Regions from separate parts of the Homo sapiens genome. Here region 1 is linked to region 2. A link is a contact called in ENCODE Hi-C or POLR2A ChIA-PET data. All regions are on one chromosome and are shown on one strand. The core of a region is the stretch at or near the end of the contact, and the rest is flanking DNA. Distances in the headings are between cores, read along the strand shown. Region 1 overlaps LOC105374951 (a long non-coding RNA gene). Region 2 overlaps LOC107986573 (a long non-coding RNA gene).

Region 1 (3,128 bases), core at 460-2,959, 85 kb after region 2:
TCCAAGTGGAGATGAAGGCAGATAGTGGGGTGATGCTTCTGCAAGCCAAGGAACGCTGAAGACTGAAGGCAAACCACCAGAAGCCAGGGGCGAAGCCTGGGACAGATTTTTTCTCCCAGTCCTCAGAAGGAACAAGCCCAGATGATACTTCATCTCAGACTTGCAGCCTGCAGAACTGTGAGAGATCCATTTCTGCTGTTTAGCCCTCATCTGTGGCACTTTATTACAGCAGTCCCTTCCCCACAGACACTAGTACTAGTCCTAGGAAAGTTCACTCAAGCTGGCAGTGGCTCAGGAGGAGAATGAAAAGGATACTGAGGCCACTCGTTTGCTTCTACTTGAGGACAAGCAGGTGCCTCTCTTCCCGCTTCTTTCTCCTTACTGCTGCTGCCACCCACACAGCCCCCAGGCTTGTCCTAGAGGGCTCTGGAGGTACACGCGAGGCCGGCGAGTTGTCATGGCAGGGAAGTTGTGGGGAGGGTGGAAATGGCGATTTCCATTCCTTTTTTCCTATTTCATGTCCTGCCTGGAACATGAAACAAAACAAAACAAAACAAGACCAAATGCCCTTGGTCAAAACACCTCTGCATCCAAATAGCCTCTGAGGCAAGGCAGCTTCTGAGGCAAGGCGGGGCATCGCCGCACAGAGGCTTGGAGCCTTTGAGGAACAAAGAGGGCTTCAGAGCGCGCTGGCACTCCTTGGCTCACCCATTGATTTTCATTTGCACAGACGCAGGCCCTCTTTTTGTAATCAGAGGGGGGAAAGCAGATCTGTGGAAGGCAAATCTACCATCAGCTGCCTAAAAATAGACCCGCCGCCTCACCACCGTGCAAAACAGGCGCCGGCCCGCTGCTGTGCGCTGGTTGCAGCATGAATTCGCTGGGCAGGGATTTGCAGTATAGACGTAGAGTTGTTCTGGCCTCTGATGCTGCGCCCGGGCCTTAAATGGAATCGCGGTCTGTGATAACTTTTGACAAGAGCTGGCAAGCTGAGCCTTTCTTTGAAATGCACTGGGGGGCTCTCGCACAAGAGCCAGGGCTTTCCAACAGGTGTGAGCTAGGGGGTAGGCCCTACAGATTATTAGGAGGGAAAGTTGTCTATGGTAAATTACCAACTGGGGGAGGTCAGAGTCAAAATCTCCATAGCAGAATTATTACTAATTGTGAAGCGCCAAGATCGTAAGAGAAGAAACCATTCTGACGTGTCATTTTTCCCAGGCCACGACATCTCTGTTAAACAAAAGAGACTCATATTTGAAGTGATGAAAAAGCCATGAAACATAATTTGAAAATTATGTCATGCCCAGCTTTGCCTTCCCTCAAGGCAAATAAAAGCCTCGGAATAAAAACGTTTCTATTTATTTTCAAATATTTGCATGGGTTGCCCCTTTAATCATCCATTCCCTCTAATATTAGTCACAAGCAGTTTAAATGGAAGCTGTTAGCATGAATGAACACTCCTTAATGGCTGGATCACTGGAGGAAGTGAGCTGTAAAGCCCAAACAGTCAGATGAAGAAAAGCAATTAATAAAATTTGCCTTTATCTCAAAGAAACTAGGATGTTTTAACTGCAGTTATGTTTTGAAGGAAACAAATATGATGGTTGATTATCACGGAAAATAGACTGAAGCCTGCCCACTTGTAAATTCACAAACTCACTTCAAGTGGAAAACCCAAGTCTGCATCCTCGAGGAATTGTACAAATGTGCATCACGAGACAAGATCTGGCCCAATGCCTAGAAGCTGGTGAGGTCACCAAACTCATTACTCAGAAAATCAGCTGTGAGCCAAGCCCTCATTCCGTTGCATTTCACATAGAATGGAGATTCCTCCGTCTTTCCCATGCTCCCACCTCCCATCATTAGAAGAAAAATGGGATTCCCAGGTATTTAACTTTAGGAATCTTACAGAGATCCAACATGGACGCTTTCACGCCACATCCTGATTTTAGCTGTGGCTCTTCTTGCTCTGTCTGGAGGCATCTCAGCAGTTAATGGGAGTGATTCACATGATCCTACTCCAATTCCTGCTATTTTAGGATACTTAGCTTTTCTTAGCCATGGATTTCTTCTGTCTAAATCTGCCCGACTGAATTGGAAGCTGCCCAGAATCTTCTTCTTTGGAAATTACATTTGTGCATCTAGGGTATATTTGTCGTTCCGCCCACGCTCCAGCCACTTTTTGAGAAGTGCAGAGCGAGTCATGTGACAGCCATCAGTGTATTTGCACCCTTTTTTGTTTAAAAACATAATCTGCATTACAAATTGCACCAATTCCTGTATGTAGTAAGTCATCATTCAATAAAAAGCACAAATGTATGCCTGTCACATTCAACATAATAAACTGCAAGTAAATACATCTTTTCTTAGTCCAAATCAGTCAGTAAATGATGTCTTTATTTTCTCTGTTATGCACCAAGTTTGCAATCAGCTTTATTCTTGATTCTCTCAGGCCAAGCCTACACAGCGTTAACTGCAGTGGAAGATTGTGCTTTTATCAGAAGCAGCTGAACACCTGAGGACAGGAACATGGCTGAAGCAATTCATTTCTCCAATTCACTTTGTTCTACTTTATCATCATCATTCCGGTATTATCATCATGTTCATCAGATTCTCCATCTAAAAAAGATTTATCACAGTGTCTGCATCTGCAGGCGATACTACAATATAGATAAAACCATTGCTCCCTGCCTGCTCCGGATGAGTTTGCAAAGAGGTATGGTATAGAAGAAACACTTTGTGCTTTGAAGCAAGACAAAACTGAGTTAAAATGGCAATCTTAGCCTGGGCAACATAGTGAGACCCCCATCTCTGCAAAAAATACAAAAATTAGCTGAGCATGGTGGTGCATCTGTAGTCCCAGCTACTCGGTAGGCTAAGGCAGGAGAATCGTCCGAACTTGGGAAATTGAGGCTACAGTGAGCCATGATCGTGCCACTGCACTCCAGCCTGGGTGACAGAGAGAGACCCTGTCTCAAAAAAATAAAAAATAAAATTGCGGTCTTATTACTTACATTAGATATTTGTTTTTGGTAATATTATTCAACCCCTGAGAGCCTTCATTTCCTTATCTATATGATGACAAGAATAGTTACCTTACAAGTTAGATGTGATAACTTCAAATTACA
Region 2 (3,057 bases), core at 306-2,805:
AATCTGCCTGCCTGCTTTGGCTTAATTTTCAGGGTCCCTGGGGAGCTGGTTTCTGTATTTTGCCCAGAGTTTTTAGTTATAATCAGTGGGAGAGGTCAACTGTGGTGGACTTGCCCTGTTATGCCAGAAACAAAGTCTAAGTTCATGTAGAAAGTACATTTTCAAGGAGCTTGGAAAGGAAAAGGAAGAAGAGGGCAGGATGCGGTGTGGCTAAGGAGGCAAGGTGGAGACAAAGATGTCTTAGAAAGAGCTGGCGGTCTTGCTTGAAGGCCAGGAGCAGAGACCCAGAGGAGAAGTTAAATAATAACCATCTGCCTCAGTCAGAGAGGAAATGATGCGGGAGAGGACTCTGAAAATTAGGTCAAATCAGGCAAATTGTGGAGGGAAGTTGAAACATGGAGTAGTGACCTGCAAGGGAATGAATTTCCCAGGTGTCTTTTTTTCTTTCTTTCTTTCTTCATGGCTTTGCCCTGCAGGTGGCTTTAAGCACAGAGCTGGGAAAGTGAGTCCAAGATGCAGGCTGCTACAACTCAGATAATAACCATCTTTCTGACCTGAAGAACTAGGTAAAGGGGCACTTGGGGGCCAGAGAGTATGGAATGGAGAAACCTATGGAAGGAGATCCCATAATTTTGTTTGTGAATTCACACAGGTGCATGCATGGATCACATTGCAGACTCAAGAAGGAAGAGATGGGATTCAGGACATGGTGGGTGTGGCTTAGAGGAGAGAAGGGATACTTTCTTCTCTGAGATGGAGGGAGGGAGGGGAAAATGAGGTTAATCCCCAGAGCTTTGGGGGTGAACAGAAAGGAAGCTGAGTTGGCTGATATCTAACATCCTACTAAGATCACCCGCCAAGAGTAAGAGGGGGCTGGGTTGGGGTCCAGGACTTACGAAGCCATCTTTAGCTAATCAAATCCTTGTGAAGTTTAAATGGGCTTCAATCCAGTTGCAGTGCTAGTATCGTTTCATCTGTGACTGAGGCAGGTTATCCTATGTACCTTTTAAACCAGCACCATTCCGCCAGGAGCTAAACGTCAGTGCAGAACTCATCAGAAGAGAACTAGGTCTAAACTTGAGTAACATGTGCATTGCATTGTCCCTCCATTTCCAGAGTTGAAAATGGCTTTGGGGAAAAAAATCATACAATTATAATATGTGGACCACAGAAGAAAGAAGAAAAGTTAGCAATGTTCTGGGAATGGTGCCCAGCTCTTTTATGACTCTGAGTAGTAAAGTTACAGCTTGCCACATGCAAACTTGTTGGCAGAATGCAAACTGAAGCAATGCTCAGTCAAGGCCTCTCACTCATCTATTTCATTTGTTGCCAGCATCACCATTATTAATGAAGAGCGACTGAGCCTCTTGGCAGGTTTGAGTTAGTTCTGATGTAATTGTCCATTATCTCTCTTGTAATCACTTCCATGCAGTTCAAATTCCTCCCCTCTATTTCCTGAAATCTGACTCCCAGCACTTCAGTTCTGGGTGCACCAAAATGCCAAGTCACTTCAGATCGGATTTCTTCTGACTCTCTGAGTACTCCACTCTGTGCCTCTCCCACTTGCTGAGAAAAATCACTTAGAGACTCAATGGTGATTCCATTTCTATTAACCAAGGTGCAGTTTCAACATTTTCCTCTAGGCAAAGGTACAAATGACACATTTTTTCCACGTGTGGTTTGCGTGTGTGTGTGTGTGTGTGTGTAAGTGCTCTAAGACTGTTTTTTATTAAAACAAAGCAAGAGCTACTTCCTGTGAGAATTGATGTTTTGTTGTTCAAGGATGGGTTTTGTGTTTCTATGTTAAAATCCCTTGGCCTGGAGTCAGGATTGGTGGTGGTGGTAACTGACTGAAGATTCACCCCAGAGTGTCAGCTATAGTGATCTCAACTGAAGATGAGGATAAGGAAAAGAGAATAATTTATTAGAGGATGGAAATGACTTGGAGATCAACTACCAACCACAAACTACTGAGTTGATTAGTTTAAAATTATCGTACTGAGCGATGATCTCCTCTTGACTTTAGTGAGGATTTAATAGACGTTCGAGTCACCCAGGTAATCTTGATTTTTTTTAAAAGTGAATTCCAGTGTCGTATGATCATAGGACACTATTCTCATTCATGAGTTTTTGTTTCATAAGTAAGAATCTCATGGATGGGTTTATGAGCTCAAGAAGGAAGCTAAGCTGTAGACTCCTAGATATTTAAGGCTGAAAAAAGTAGGTTGAAATCCTCTTGTCCAACTCTTTTATTTTATAACCACAAATGGAAACACAAGAGACATTAAGCAACTTGCCAAAGGTCATACAGCTGGTTACTGATACAGCTGCAACTCAGATGCATATGTGTTTGCTCCCTGTGTATGTGCTTTCCATCCAACGTACCTTCAAGATTCACACTTGTCTTGCTGCCTTTGCTTTTTCTCTTTCAGTTGAAGGGTTGGAGGCAGTGGGACGTGGGAAGAAAGAGAATATTCACAGAGAGAAAGTCCTCTGAAAAGCAGTTGATTTCTCTGAAGGAAATGGCTCAAAGATGTTGATGCGAACTTGTTGTAAGATTTCCATTCACTGAAGAGGAAGTCCGTGATCCTCACTCCCAAGAGGGATCCAGGGATCTAGAGACTCCTAAGACCCTCCAATATTTAGCGATGATGTCAGACCAGTGATTTTCTTGAGCTCACAGCACAAACTGTTATTAATGTTTCCTGCCCATGTACCTCCTCCCACAATGTGCCAACACACACAGTTCATCATCTGATGATGATGGACATGCTGCAGATTGAAAGTTCAGATTCTGTAGGTGTCCTTAGACTTGGTTAGCGTGAGAATGTCCCCTTGAAAACAATCTCCAAATAAATGAAAAATGCTGGTGACTTCCAGGCAAGTTAGAAAATGAGTTCATTTAGGTTTTCAATGACCATCCTCTCTTCCTCAAATACATTCATTCTCATCCACATGGGCTAGTCTCATGAAGACAGAACCAGGTCAAAATAGTCTCTCAGGGGTTATTTAGGACATAACACTACACAGTGTTGTTAGAATGGTTAGAATCAGACA

The links. Hi-C counts contacts between places; a loop is a spot of excess contacts on that map. ChIA-PET counts read pairs that join two places held with the same protein, here RNA polymerase II (POLR2A). Pooled maps may share reads with other maps.
Region 1: a loop to region 2 is called in a pooled map, with 2.2 times the contacts of the local background. The contact joins two enhancer-like sites. A Hi-C loop is called at or near these places in 1 of 50 pooled maps. POLR2A ChIA-PET finds 5 or more read pairs at or near these places in 4 of 52 experiments (GM12878, PC-9, RWPE1 and 1 more).

Annotation. Positions count from the first base shown.
Region 1 is chr6:17,031,387-17,034,514 of GRCh38, forward strand. It overlaps LOC105374951 (a long non-coding RNA gene), which reads left to right. Exons shown (of 3, transcript XR_926534.3): 3 at 2,453-2,839. Among named protein-coding and RNA genes, the nearest start is that of STMND1, 69 kb to the right of the region's middle. Within about 2 kb of position 1,710, at least 17 of the 41 ENCODE cell types and tissues checked have a DNase peak (open chromatin) inside an H3K27ac peak, as active enhancers do.
Region 2 is chr6:16,946,281-16,949,337 of GRCh38, forward strand. LOC107986573 (a long non-coding RNA gene) reads right to left here. Exons shown (of 4, transcript XR_001744006.2): 4 at 2,235-3,057. Among named protein-coding and RNA genes, the nearest start is that of STMND1, 150 kb to the right of the region's middle. Within about 2 kb of position 1,556, at least 8 of the 41 ENCODE cell types and tissues checked have a DNase peak (open chromatin) inside an H3K27ac peak, as active enhancers do.